Regions from separate parts of the Homo sapiens genome. Here regions 1 and 2 are each linked to region 3. Evidence: chromatin contacts called from ENCODE Hi-C or POLR2A ChIA-PET data. All regions are on one chromosome and are shown on one strand. Each heading gives the region's core, a stretch centred on a gene start or an enhancer-like site at or near the end of the contact. The rest is flanking DNA. Distances are from core to core; before and after follow the strand shown.

Evidence for each region. A loop is a pair of places that touch in the nucleus more often than their neighbours do. ChIA-PET counts read pairs that join two places held with the same protein, here RNA polymerase II (POLR2A). Pooled maps may share reads with other maps.
Region 1: a map with no recorded cell type shows a loop between it and region 3 (9-fold over the local background). The contact joins two enhancer-like sites. A Hi-C loop is called at or near these places in 3 of 37 single-sample maps with no recorded cell type and 9 of 50 pooled maps. POLR2A ChIA-PET finds 5 or more read pairs at or near these places in 1 of 52 experiments (T-cell).
Region 2: a map with no recorded cell type shows a loop between it and region 3 (5-fold over the local background). The contact joins two enhancer-like sites. A Hi-C loop is called at or near these places in 3 of 37 single-sample maps with no recorded cell type and 3 of 50 pooled maps. POLR2A ChIA-PET finds 5 or more read pairs at or near these places in 1 of 52 experiments (OCI-LY7).

The regions. Positions count from the first base shown.
Region 1 is chr10:62,524,893-62,529,343 of GRCh38, forward strand. No RefSeq gene overlaps it. Among named protein-coding and RNA genes, the nearest start is that of ZNF365, 150 kb to the left of the region's middle. RefSeq lists an enhancer at 2,439-2,658. Within about 2 kb of position 2,564, at least 5 of the 41 ENCODE cell types and tissues checked have a DNase peak (open chromatin) inside an H3K27ac peak, as active enhancers do.
Region 2 is chr10:62,453,199-62,457,227 of GRCh38, forward strand. It overlaps a transcript of ZNF365 not described here. Among named protein-coding and RNA genes, the nearest start is that of ZNF365, 81 kb to the left of the region's middle. Within about 2 kb of position 2,018, at least 9 of the 41 ENCODE cell types and tissues checked have a DNase peak (open chromatin) inside an H3K27ac peak, as active enhancers do; they include OCI-LY7, where a contact is called at or near this core.
Region 3 is chr10:63,626,982-63,631,065 of GRCh38, forward strand. No RefSeq gene overlaps it. Among named protein-coding and RNA genes, the nearest start is that of REEP3, 110 kb to the left of the region's middle. RefSeq lists enhancers at 2,035-2,244, 2,635-2,814, 2,825-2,874 and a silencer at 3,345-3,674. Within about 2 kb of position 2,835, at least 41 of the 41 ENCODE cell types and tissues checked have a DNase peak (open chromatin) inside an H3K27ac peak, as active enhancers do; they include OCI-LY7, where a contact is called at or near this core.

The sequences.
Region 1 (4,451 bases), core at 1,314-3,813, 1.1 Mb before region 3:
GCAAACTCTGCCTCCTGGGTTCAAGTGCTTCTTCTGCCTCAGCCTCCGGAGTGGCTGGTATTACAGGTGCATGCCACCATACCAGCTAATTTTTGTATTTTTGCAGAGACAGGGTTTCACCATGTTGGCCAGGCTGGTCTTGAACTCCTGACCTCAGGTGATCCTCCTGCCTCAGCCTCCCAACGTGCTAGGATTACAGGCATGAGCCACTGTGTCCAGCTCCTTTTTGTCTTTTTTAACTGCTGTTGCTTTACAGTTTGTTTTGTCTGACAAAAGAATAGCTACCCCTGCTTGTTTTTGGTGCCCATTTGCATGGAATATCTTGTTCTACCCCTTTACCTTAAGTTTATGTGAGTCCTTGTGTGTTATTTGAGTCTCTTGAAGACAGCAGATACTTAGTTGGTGTATTCTTATCCATTCTGCCATTCTGTATCTTTTAAGTAGAGCATTTAGGCCATTTACATTCAATGTTAATATTGAGATGTGAGATACTATTCTATCCATTGTGCTATTTGTTGCCTCAATACCTTGTTTTCTAAAATTTATTTATTATGTTTTTGCTTTATAGGTGCTGTGAGATTTATGCTTTAAGGAGGTTATATTTTGGTGTAGTTTGAGGATTTGTTTCAAGATTTAGAGCTCCTTTTAGCAGTTCTTGTAGTGCAGGCTTTATAGTGGTGAATTCTCTTAGTATTTGTTTGTCTAAAAAAAAACCTGTATCTTTTCTTCATTTATGAAGCTTAGTTTCACTGGTTACAAAATTCTTAGCTGATAATTGTTTTGTTTAAGGAGGCTAGAGATAGGGCCCCAATCCCTTCTAGCTTGTAGGGTTTCTGCTGAGAAATCTGCTGTTAATCTCATATGTTTTCCTTTATAGGTTACCTGGTGTTTTTGCCTCACAGCTCTTAAGATTTATTTCCTTCATCTTGACTTCAGATAACCTGATGACTATGTGCCTAGGCAATGATCTTTTTGTGATAAATTTCCCAGGTGTTTTTTTGAGCTTCTTGTATTTGGATGTCTAGGTCTCTGGCAAGGCTAGGAAAGTTTGCCTTGATTTTTCCCTCAAATATGTTTTCCAAACTTGTTAGATTTCTTCTTTCTAAGGAACACAAATTATTTTTAGGTTTAGTTACATAGTCCCAAACTTCTTGGAGGCTTTGTTCATTTTTTAAAAAATTCTATTTTCTTTGTCTTTGTTGGATTGGGTTAATTTGAAAACCTGTTTTTGAGCTCTGAAGTTCTTTCTTCTGCTTGTTCGATTCTGTTGCTGAGACTTCCCAGTGTATTTTGCATTTCTCTAAGTATGTCCTTCATTTCCAAAAATTGTGATTGTTTTCTATTTATGCTATTTCACCGAAGATTTTTCCCTTCTGTATTAGTCCATTTTCATACTGCTACGAAGAAATACCCAAGACTTGGTAATTTATAAAGAAAAAGAGGTTTTATGGACTCACAGTTCCACATGGCTGGGGAGGCCTCACAATCATGGCAGAAGGCAAAGGAAGAGCAAAGGCACATCTTACATGGCTGCAAGAAAGCATGTGCAGGGGAATTGCCCTTAATAAGACCATCAGATCTCATGAGACTTATTCACTATCATGAGAACAGCATGGGAAAAACTCTGCTCCCATGATTCAATTACCTCCCACTGTGTCCCTCCCATGACACATAGGGATTATGGGAGCTACAATTCAAGATGAGATTTGGGTGGGGACACAGCCAAACCATATCACCTTCATTTCCTGTATCATTGTTTTGGTTTCATTAAGTTGGACTTCATCTTTCTCTGGTGTCTCCTTAATTTGCTTAATAATCGACCTTCTGAATTTTTTTTCTGGCAATTCAGAGACTTCTTCTTGGTTTGGATCCATTGCTGGTGAGCTAGTGTGATCTTTTGGAGGTGTTAAAGAAACATGTTTTGTCATTTTACCAAAACTGTTTTTCTGATTCCTTCTCATTTGGACAGACTATGTCAGAGGGAAGATCTGGGACTCAAGAGCTGCTGTTCAGATTCTTTGTCCCAAGGGGTGCTCCCTTGATGTAGTGCTCTCCCCTTCCCCTAAGGATGTGGCTTCCTGAGAGCCAAACTGCAGTTATTTCTCTTCTGGATGTAGCCACTCAGTGGAGCTACTGGGTTCTGGGCTGGTACTGGGGAGTGTCTGACCAAAGTCCTGTGATGTGAACCATTTTCATGTCTACCATCTTCAGGTGTCTCAGTCTTGGATACCAGCACCTGTTTTGGTGGAGTTGGCAGGGGAGTGAAATGGATTCTGTGAGGGTCCTTAGTTGTAGTTTTGTCTATTGCACTAGTTTTGTATTTGTTGGCCTCCAGCCAGGAGGTGGCACTTTCAGGGGAGCATCAGTTGCCATAGTATAGGGAGGATCAAGGCAGTGGGTGGAGCCCTAGAGCTCCGAAGAGATTATGTCCTTTGTCTTTGGCTACAAGGGTGGGTAGAGAAAGACCATCAGGTCGGGGCAGGGTTAGGCCTGTCTGAGCTCAGGCTCTCCTTGGGTGGGGCTTGCTGCAGCTGCTGTGGGGTATGGGGATGTGGTTCTCAGGCCAGTGAAGTTATGTTCCCAGGGGGATTGTAGCTGCCTCTGATGTGTCATGCAGGTCACCAGGGAAGTCGGGGAAAGCTGGCAGTTACAGGCTTCACCTAGCTCCCATGCAGCCCAAGAGGCTGGTCTCACTCCCACCATGCCCCCACCAACAGCACTGAGTTTATTTCCAGGCAGCCAGTGAGCAGGGCTGAGAACTTGCCACAGGCTACTAGCCTTTTAGCTGAGAAAGCAAGCAGGGCTTTCAGGTCTTGTGCCTCCCTGCCTGCTGCGGCTTCTGTGCTGTGTATCCACTCCCGATTCACCTCCTCCCCCAGTTTCTATCGAGGAAATTTGTGTTCAGTTGAAATTGTTACAAAGTTCAGCTGGAAGTTTCTTTCTCCCTGTGGTCTTTTCCCAGTTCCTCTGGCAGCCCTTCCCAAGGATCTCTGTGAGACTAAGTCAGAAATGGCTTCCCTGGGGACCGAGAGAGCCCACAGGGCTCTTCCCACTACTTCTACCCTTGTATTTTGCTTAGCTCTCTAAATTTGTCTCAACTCTAGGTAAGATCAAATCCTTCTCCCATTATCTGGACCTTCAGTTTCCCCCGTGAAGGTGTGTGTTCAAGGGCAGACAATCCCCCTTTCACACTTTGGGCACTCACATTTTTTCAACCATCTTCTGGGGCCTGCAGGAGCAATCTGCTTCCTTCAAAGGGTCTGTGGATTCTCTAGGCTTTCCGGGTATGTTCCTGCAGTAGTTCTTGGAGTAAAAGTTTACAATGTGCATCTCCACAAGCTGCTCTGTCCATCTGAGTGGGAGCTGGAAGTTAGTCCTGCCTTCTATCCACCATTTTCCTGCTGTTCAAATAAATGCCTTTTCTTTATAAATTACCCGGTTTCAGGTATTTTGTTATAAGCAACAGAAAACAGACTAAGACAGACAGCTTTAACCATTACCAAGTTCTTCCTGCCATTAAGCTAAACTGATTCCTTGTAATGTCTTTCCTTTAGTTCTATTTGTGTCTGCTTGCTTATAATACATTTAGTGTTTCTTCTATTAAACAGTCCTTTAGCTATTTGAAGACAACTATGCTGTTTCCAGCCCTACTCTAGCCTCACTCCTAAACTTTCTCTTCTCTCGAATATTCAAAACCAGTTCCTCATACTGAACTTTAACAAAGATCAAGGTTCTGTTTGAGGCAGAAAAAAAAAAAAAAAGAACTGAAACAGTGACTCTTTTTTGTTTGACCACATCCTCTTGTTTATCTTGAAAATCAAGGTGGATAGACTATGAATGTGAGATGAAAAAAGCCAAAGAGGCTCTCTGTGTTACTATGATGACTACTCTGATCTGAGCCACTATTACTTCTTTCCTAGACTACTGCAATGTATTTCTAACTAATTACTAATTGCTATCTCTGACCTGTGTCCCTATCGTGAAGGTAAGAGTACTGACACACAGAGTCTCAATAGGTAATTTACTCAAGATAATGTCACATGTAAAAGAATTGACTCCAAGACTGTTTTCATCTATAGCCTGTAACAGAACTAATGATGGCCAATGAAATTATCACTTGGGTCTTGAATTTAATCTAGATGAGATGAAAATAGTGGCACTTTTGAAAATAATTTTAAAAGCATACTTAAGAGTTCTGGTTCCAAGGAAGATGGAGTAAGCACACTCCACCCCATCTCTCCTACTGAAGGCAGTTATAAATTCTGGACTGAATGCAAGGACCAGCTACTATGTGAAGTCTCTGAAAAATAAATGGTAGCATCCAGGTTGAGGAATAAGACTTGAATTCAAAGTCTGGTCAAATCATTTGTGAATTTACCGTGTTTTCCCTCCAGTATTACCTAGCCTAGACATGAAGGCAGCCTGCTATGGTTTGGATATTTGACCCCTCC
Region 2 (4,029 bases), core at 768-3,267, 1.2 Mb before region 3:
GGTAAAGTCAGGGCTTTTAGGGTATCCATCACCAAATAACGCACATTGTGCCCATTAAGTAATTTCTTACCATCCACATCCCTTTCACTCTCTCACCCTTATGAGTCGCCAGTGCCTATCATTCCCCACTCAATGTCCACGTGGACACATTATTTAGTTCCCACTTATAAGACAGAACAGGCTGTATTTGTCTTTCTGTTTCTGAGTTGTTTCACTTAAAATAATGGCCTCCAGTTCCATTCAAGCTGCAAAAGAGTGATGTCATTCTTTTTAATTGCTGCATAGTATTCCATTGTATATATGTACCACATTTTCCTTATCCAATCATCTGTTGATGGATGGACACTTAGATTAATTCCGTATCTTTGCTATTGTGAATAGTGCTTCAATAAATATGTGGGTGTAGGTACTTTTTTTAATATGTTGATTTCTTTTCCTTTGGGTAGATACCCAGCAGTGGGATTGCTGGATCAAATGGTAGTTCTATTTTTAGTTCTTTGAGAAACTGTACTCTTTGACAAAGAAATTCTACTTCTATAGATTTTTTTCTCCAAGGAAATAAATATGAAAGTATGTAGCCATAAAGATGTTCATTTCAAGATTGTTGAAAATAGTGAAAACTTGGAAACAATTTAAATGTCTAATATTTGGGATATGATTTAAGTAAGTTGTAATACATCTTTACCATAGAACACCATTGTAGCCTCACACCCCATTTAAATGATGCTGTGAAGGTTAAAAGAGTACGGATTCTAAAACTTGATTTCTTGGGTTTGCAGCCTGATTGTGAACTTACTACCTGTTAGATATTGGTAAAGTTTCTTAAATTGCCAGTGCCTCAGTTTCTTTTTTCATTTTTTCCTTTTTAAACGTATACCTTGCTGTTCATGTACAACTCAGTGTCTCAGCTTCTTCATGAAGATAATGATGTAGCATTACACCTTCCTCATAGGGAACTTACCAGGTACTTATCAAATATTAGCTATTGGTAGATAAGCAGTTACCAAGCAGGAAAGTCATGTATTACTTCTTATTAAATACAAATCATTGGTTAACAAAAGTCTGTACAATATGACAATGTATTGTATTTTAAAAGATCCTTTTAGAAGGTCTAGACCAGTAATTCCCAAACTGTGTGCCAAGGAATCCTGGGGCACTATGGTGAATTCACAGCAACACCCATCCCAATATATTCTAAAATTTCTAGGGAAACACAGTGACACCTTTGGACACTGGGAACTACATACTACCATTAAGGTGTTTGGACTAAACTACATAATAAACATAATTTATTTTGGTCTAAAATGCTAGACAAATTTACGGAAACACTGAGAGTGCCATGAACCAAGAAAGCTTGAGAACCTCTAATCTAGCTTGTGGACATATACCAAGGTGTTGATGTTACTGAGAGGTGGTATTACATGTGCTTCATGTTTTTTTTTCTTTGCTTCTGATTTATCTAGACTTTCTAATTTTCTGCAGTGAACATTTACTATCTTAATTAAAACAATTTCTTCCTGAATCCGTGCAACAACCATTTATTAAGCACTATTTGGTGTCAATTTCTGGGCTGGACACAGGAAGGCAAAGATGCCACACCCTCAAGGAGCGCATACTTGAGGGTGAGTCTGGAATGTAAACAAATAATTGCTGTTCAGTAGAACAGGCTCTGAGACAGTGGTGCTGATTGGAGTGGGAGCTCTGAGCTCTGCTTTTGGAGATTAGTGCAAAGTTAGGCACATCTTGTGGGATAAATGGGACTTCCAACTGGAAATGGAGAAGGGGTAGAAGAATGTTCCTCCTTGTGGTTTGTGGGTGGAGACTTGGATACATTTGGTGGGGGGTTAAAAGACTGGAAAGGCAGGCAAGGTTAGAATAAGAAGGCTTTGGTGGGGCATGCCTTGGACTGGGCAGTTAACTTGTAAAGGACAGAAAAACGCTGACAGGTTTTAAGCAGGGGAGTGTTATAAATGTTGTGCTGTGGAAGGATCACTCTGGCAGCACTGTGGAGACAGCACAGGGAGGCTGGGAGAGAGCTGGACAGGGAAGGGGACCAGCCAGGAGGATTTTGTAATAGCCCAGGAAAGAGGTCATGAAGCCCCAGTTGGCTAACAACAGATTATGTAATGGGCCCCTGTGGACTAAATCAGCAAAAGCAAATGATCCAGATGTAGAACACTGTTCATCTCAAAATATGTTGGTATCTTTAAAAGTAAAAACTTTTTTTTCTGGTGATAAAGATAATACATGTTCAATACAGAAATTTGGAAACTATAGAAATGTACAAAGAAGAAAATGAAAGCATCTATAATCCCATGAACTGGAGCTGAGATATATGTATATGTACATATACTGTATATGAGAGATAAAAATTAAATATTATATTTATATTTAAATACTGATTTATAAATCTCATATATACATAGTTTATTTAAACTATGTGCATATGGTAAAATAAAATTAACTTAGAGAAGGATAGAAAATAAAAAGTAAATATTGAATGTTTACCACATGCTGGGCACAAAATATAAGAACTTACATATATTTGGTTATTTAATTCTCACAGCAACCTTGTGAGAAAGGTCTGCATGTATTCTGCCATTTTACTGATAAGTGAATTGAAGTACAGAAAGATCAATGTGACTTACCCAAGGTTCAGTAACTTGTAAGTATCAGAGCTGGGATTTGAAAGGAAACTAAGCTGTTTTTCCTCCAGGGCCTGTACCATGAAATCGTGATGGGGCAATTTTGAATGATGTATTTAAACTTCTGTTGTTTGATTCATTGACTTTACACAGTGACTCCTGACACTCCACTACAGCGTTGTCCAACTAAACTTGCTGCGGTGATGGTGATGGACAGATTCAATATCTGTTCAATCTAGTACAGTAGCCACTAGCCACATGTAGCTAGCTGTTGAGCACTACAAATGCTGCTACTGTGAACAAGAGGCTGCATTTTAAATTTTAATTAATTTAAATTTAAATGACCAACTGCTGCTAGTGGCCACCCATGGGACACCACAGATCTCCATAAGATAAAAAAAAAAATGAACACCTCATCCCTTGGTCATATTCTCTGTCCCAGTAAAACCAACTTTATTTCTTATTTCAGTCCTTTCCCATGATCATCTCCATAAAACATGCCTATATTTATATTTCTTGATTTACTGAATTGAACATTATGTTGTCCATGCCGTGTAAGATGAGAAATTATTTTGTGTACGCCACTCCCCCACCCCTCTCTTCTCATTTTTATGAATTTATTTCTATCATTGGTTACCTGTATACTTTGGTATTAGTTAAGATTCTTCTGATTGCAAGTTGGATAGAAAAAGCCAAATCCATCTGATTTCAGCAATACAAAAGGAATTTACTGGCTCATATAAACAAGATCAGAGGCAGAACTGGCATTAGACCAGGCTAAATTGAGAGCTCAATGTGAGCGGGACTCGATTTCAGCTCAGCTGTCCTCAGTCTGCACACTTCATCTTCAAGTTCTATGTGGTGACCACAGCTGTAGCTCTGGTTTCATATCCTCTTAGATTCTAGACTAGCAGGAAAGTAAGCATCTGTCTTTCTTGTAATGCTATTTAGCTGTGACCACAATGATGCTCAGTTAAAACACACACACGTGCGCACACATGCACACACACACACACAAACTCAGTGATTACAACAATAAGCATTTACTTAACATGTGTATGTGTGGGTTGGCTGAGGTCAGATGATCTAGATTGGGCTTGTTGGGGGTTCTGCTGATCTTAGTAGGAGCTGCTCACACTTCTGAGCTCAGCTGGGGGTCAGCTAATTTAGGCTGGGCTTGTATGGACAGCTCTGCTGATCTTTCTTACGCTTCTGGGCTAGTGTAGCTCAGCCCTGTTCCATATGTCTCTTATCTTCTTTCCTGAGACCGGTGACCCATCCCAAGCATATTCTCATGGTGATGACAGAGGCACAAGAGTGCAAGACCAGCTGCACAAACATGTGTACCCTATGCTGTGTCATGTCTGCTAACATCTCATTAGCC
Region 3 (4,084 bases), core at 1,585-4,084:
AAAAAAAAATTCCAAAAGAAACTCCACTTCAAAATATAAAGTCATAAATTCAGTATGTAGAAATTATAAATATTTTATTAATTTATCTTGTAACGAAAGGGGATGTTGTAGCACGTGATGTATTTGGAAGAAGAATTAATACTTTATAAGGCTTGTGATGCCCCTTACATTCAGTTGTGATAACCAACAGTAGTATATGTTTGTTTTCACACTTTGCGAAGAGGCATCATCCCGATTTTACAAATACGCAGAGACTCACTAGTGACCAACCTGTGACCGGGTGCAGTGGCTCATGCCTGTAATCCCAACACTTTGGGAGGGTGAGGCGGGCGGATCACTTGAGCACAGTTGGAGACCAGCCTGGGCAACATGGCAAAACCCCATCTCTATAAAAAATACAAAAATTAGCTGGACGTGGTGGCTGGCGCACACCTGTAGTCCCAGCTATTTGCGGGGCTGAGGCAAGAGGATCGCTTGAGCCCGGGAAATTGAGGCTACAATGAGCTGTGATTGCACCACCACACTTCAGCCTAGGTGACACAGTGAGATGCTGTCTCAAAAACAAAAACAAAAAACAGTGACCAACCTACGACCCAAGCAACCGCAATGTTTGTGACTTCGGACTCTGTTGTTAATTACGTCACAGTTGGTTGTCTTAGAGATCACAGAATACTTGGAAAGTTAACATGGAAATGATTCCTTCCATACATGTATTATATAATACAAAAGTTTCAGATTATCAGAATGTTAAATGAAGTAAAGTTGTTAAGTCATTGGAAGTTAATGGATTTGGTTTCAAGAGTAGCTTTAGTACAGAGAGAAAGGATGCTTTTAAAGTGAATAGAAAAAAATGAAGACAAATAATTTACTATCAGTTATGGACTAAGACAAACAGGAAGAATCTGAAGAGAGGATGCAGCTGAAACAGGAGGAGTATCCTCTCAGGAAGTGCTTTCCTTCCTTCCTCTCCTTTCCACCAACATTTGTTCCACGGCTTCCTCTCTTCAAACCACACCTTGTAAACCCTTTTATGTGCTCTGTTCACAACAAGAATTTCATGTGCTGTTCCATACTGGGTTTTAACTAATAAAATGCACACACACACACACAAAAGGCTAAATGCCTTTTTACACAGGAGATTAACTTTATTCAGTCTTTAAGCTGAAAGCAAGTACAGTTAGGATATATAGCAGGCGACAGTTTCCATATGTTCTAGGAAAGTGGAGCTGTATTATTTATAGTTTACAACATGTTGTATAAAATTAAAGCTAGCAAGGGGGCTCCCAGGGAGGTAAATTAAACAAAGAAGGGAAGACTTAGAGAACTCTATTTTGCTATAATCAGAGAACATGCCTATAAGAAAGCACTAAAAAAAATAATATTTAACATTAAACAATATGCAAAAGTACTTGGGGTGTTTACAATAGCTTAAATTCTAAAATTAAAAAGGACATTGAAGACTGAGAAGGGGAAAAACACCTTAATTTTGTAATCTTAATAGAAAGAAAAATGTGTCCTAAAAGCAGGAGTAAATAAATGTCATTAAAAAGGTGTATCTTCCAAAGTGCAAAGACACGTTACAAGAAATCAGGTTGCTCTTTGACCCACCAGTCTCAAAGCACATTAGACTGCAGCAAGTAATAATTGCTTCCTCATTTAGATTAGACAATGAGTGCTCTCTGCAAGCTGCTCTCCTCTAAATAGATTGTAGAGAGTAATTGAAACAAGTTATATGGGGAAGTGGAGTGACCGATTCCTCAAAGTGTGGGAGCAGAGCTATGGTAACCTCTTGAGCCTGGCCTTCATCCTGTTCCTATTTAGGGAATCCGCGGGGCAGCCAGTGTTGAGTGCAGTCTGCAGTTCGCCGGCTTTATTGTTCAGACTTGAAGAGAAGGTCACATGCCCTCTTTGACAGAGAGGTTTATGGGCTCTCTCTAATTAGCAGCACCCTCCACCAGACAGACTGTTGGCCACTTTCCAAGAACGGGACTTGGTAGCGGCCACTGATGAAGGAGAAAACAAGGTTATTTACCCTGCGACTGTAATTCTTGGCACAAATTCTCCCTTTACACTCAGACACGTTTTTTCTTTTGTTCCAACTTGCCTTTGGAATCCTGATTAGGGCGTTAAGAGAGGGAAATGCAGCTATATATTTAGTGGTGTAAGCAACCCATATGTTGGCCTTAGATACTTTTGACTATTCTAAGACCTCATACCAAAAGAGAGAAAGAAAAAGGAAAACGAAAAGGGCAGCGTAGTCGAGCGTTGCTTGCAAATGTAACTGCTTAAGCACATGCCCACACACAACTCCAGAAAAGGAAGTTTAATTTGCAACATCTATAAAATAACGACAGTTGTATGGTAGGACACAGAAATCCCAGCGGTAAAGTGTGATTGGGCTTAGCTATTATTGGAGTGTTAAAAGAGTACCGGGAATATATTTGGCTTGTCCTGTTCTGTCAGTTCTGTAGGCCGGTGGATTAAGCTGATAGAAATGCTTTTTGGTTGATTTAAACCAGATGCTCCGACTATTTTTGTCCCGTTTGCAGGCGCAGAAGCTCTGCATAAGGCAATACTGCCCCCCTCGGCCGACCGCCAACTGCAAGGCGTAGGAGACTGCTCTCCACTAGCCACCTCGGCCATAAAACCCTTTCAAGTCCCTATTATTATTCCAGGCACATTCCAAGGGGATTGAGTCACAGAGTTCACTTGGCTTTTCTCCTGCCCTGAACTGCCTGTACCAGGTGGAATACGACTCTCAACTTCAAATATGGAATCCAAAAGCAGTCAAAGAGCGCTTTAGAGCAAGCCCCAGATGCGAACTCTACTGCCACTTCTCCCCCTCCCCCAACTGGGGTTTGCTGGCTGCGCAGCTGTAGTCCCACGCCAGCACTAAGGTCGCCTGGTCGACAAATGAGGGTTTTCTTTGGGGCATCCTGTAGAGCTGTCCTATTTTCTCTACCACTTTGAGAAGCCCCAAGGGCTGCTTGGCGGCGAGGCACAGACTGGGCTGAAAACTTTTCCGTTGGGCAGTGCGTCCCGGAGACCCAGGAGGCCCAGGCCGGGAGCCCAGGGGGCTGGAGGTTCTGCTGGCTTTTAAGTCTGCTAGGAGGGAAAACTCCCAGCCCCTCCCACGCGTCCTCCCAGACTCGCCGGCCGCCTGCCCCGGGCGGGGAACGCGCACATCTGGCGGCCCAGGAGCCACATCTGATGCACTAACCCCCGCACCCAGATGTCCAAGAGGCCGGGGGAGTCAAAGAACGCCAGGGGCGGGGCGACCGCGGCTGCGGCTCCTCCCTCGGGCAGAGGGAGTCCAGATGCGAGGGACGCCCTCCAGAGCCGAGCTGGGCCGGCCGGGCAGCTAGGGTGCTGGGAGGTTGCGGTGCAGGGTGGGTGGGTGCAGTGAGGCTGGAGCCACGCTGGGGGGGCTGGGCTGGCGGGGGGAGGCTGGAGCCGCGCCGGGGAGAGGGAGGCGGCGGTTGGGTGCTGGAGGGCGCTGGTGCCGTGCCAGTGGGCGGTGGCGCCTTACGCCACCCGCCCCACCCCCGTCACCGTGCCCGCCCCACTGCGTGGGATTTTACAACCTAGGTCCCCGGGAGGTGGTGGTGGAGGGAGGGGCGGCGGGGACGTTTCCGGGGCGGGGGAGGGGCGCACTGCTCCAGAACTGGACCGAGGGCGGGGCTCCCCTCTGCTTCTCCCCTCTGTTCCAGCGCTGAGACGCAGGCCTTTCCTGGCGCGAAGCGACTCGCCCCGGAGCTCCCCTGCACCGTCCTGGGTGTCAGGACGCGTCAACCCAGATGACCCGACCCGGAGATCCTGGATCCTCTGCCCTCTTCCCCCTACCAAGTCCTTAACCGGAGAGGGAGGAGCTACCAATGTCCTCCAGACGTTCTCCAAAGCCCGAGCTGCCGGGAGAAGCTTGCTCAAGGCGGGTGCGCCCCTCAGACGTTTGTTTGCACGCAGGGGTTTTGACGTTTCGCTAAGCAACAGCGTTTGCCAGGGAATCAGGGCTGTTTCGAAGAGCTTGCGTCTATTTGATGCTCCCATCTTGAACAAATCGTTTCCATTCGATTTGTTTAACCAA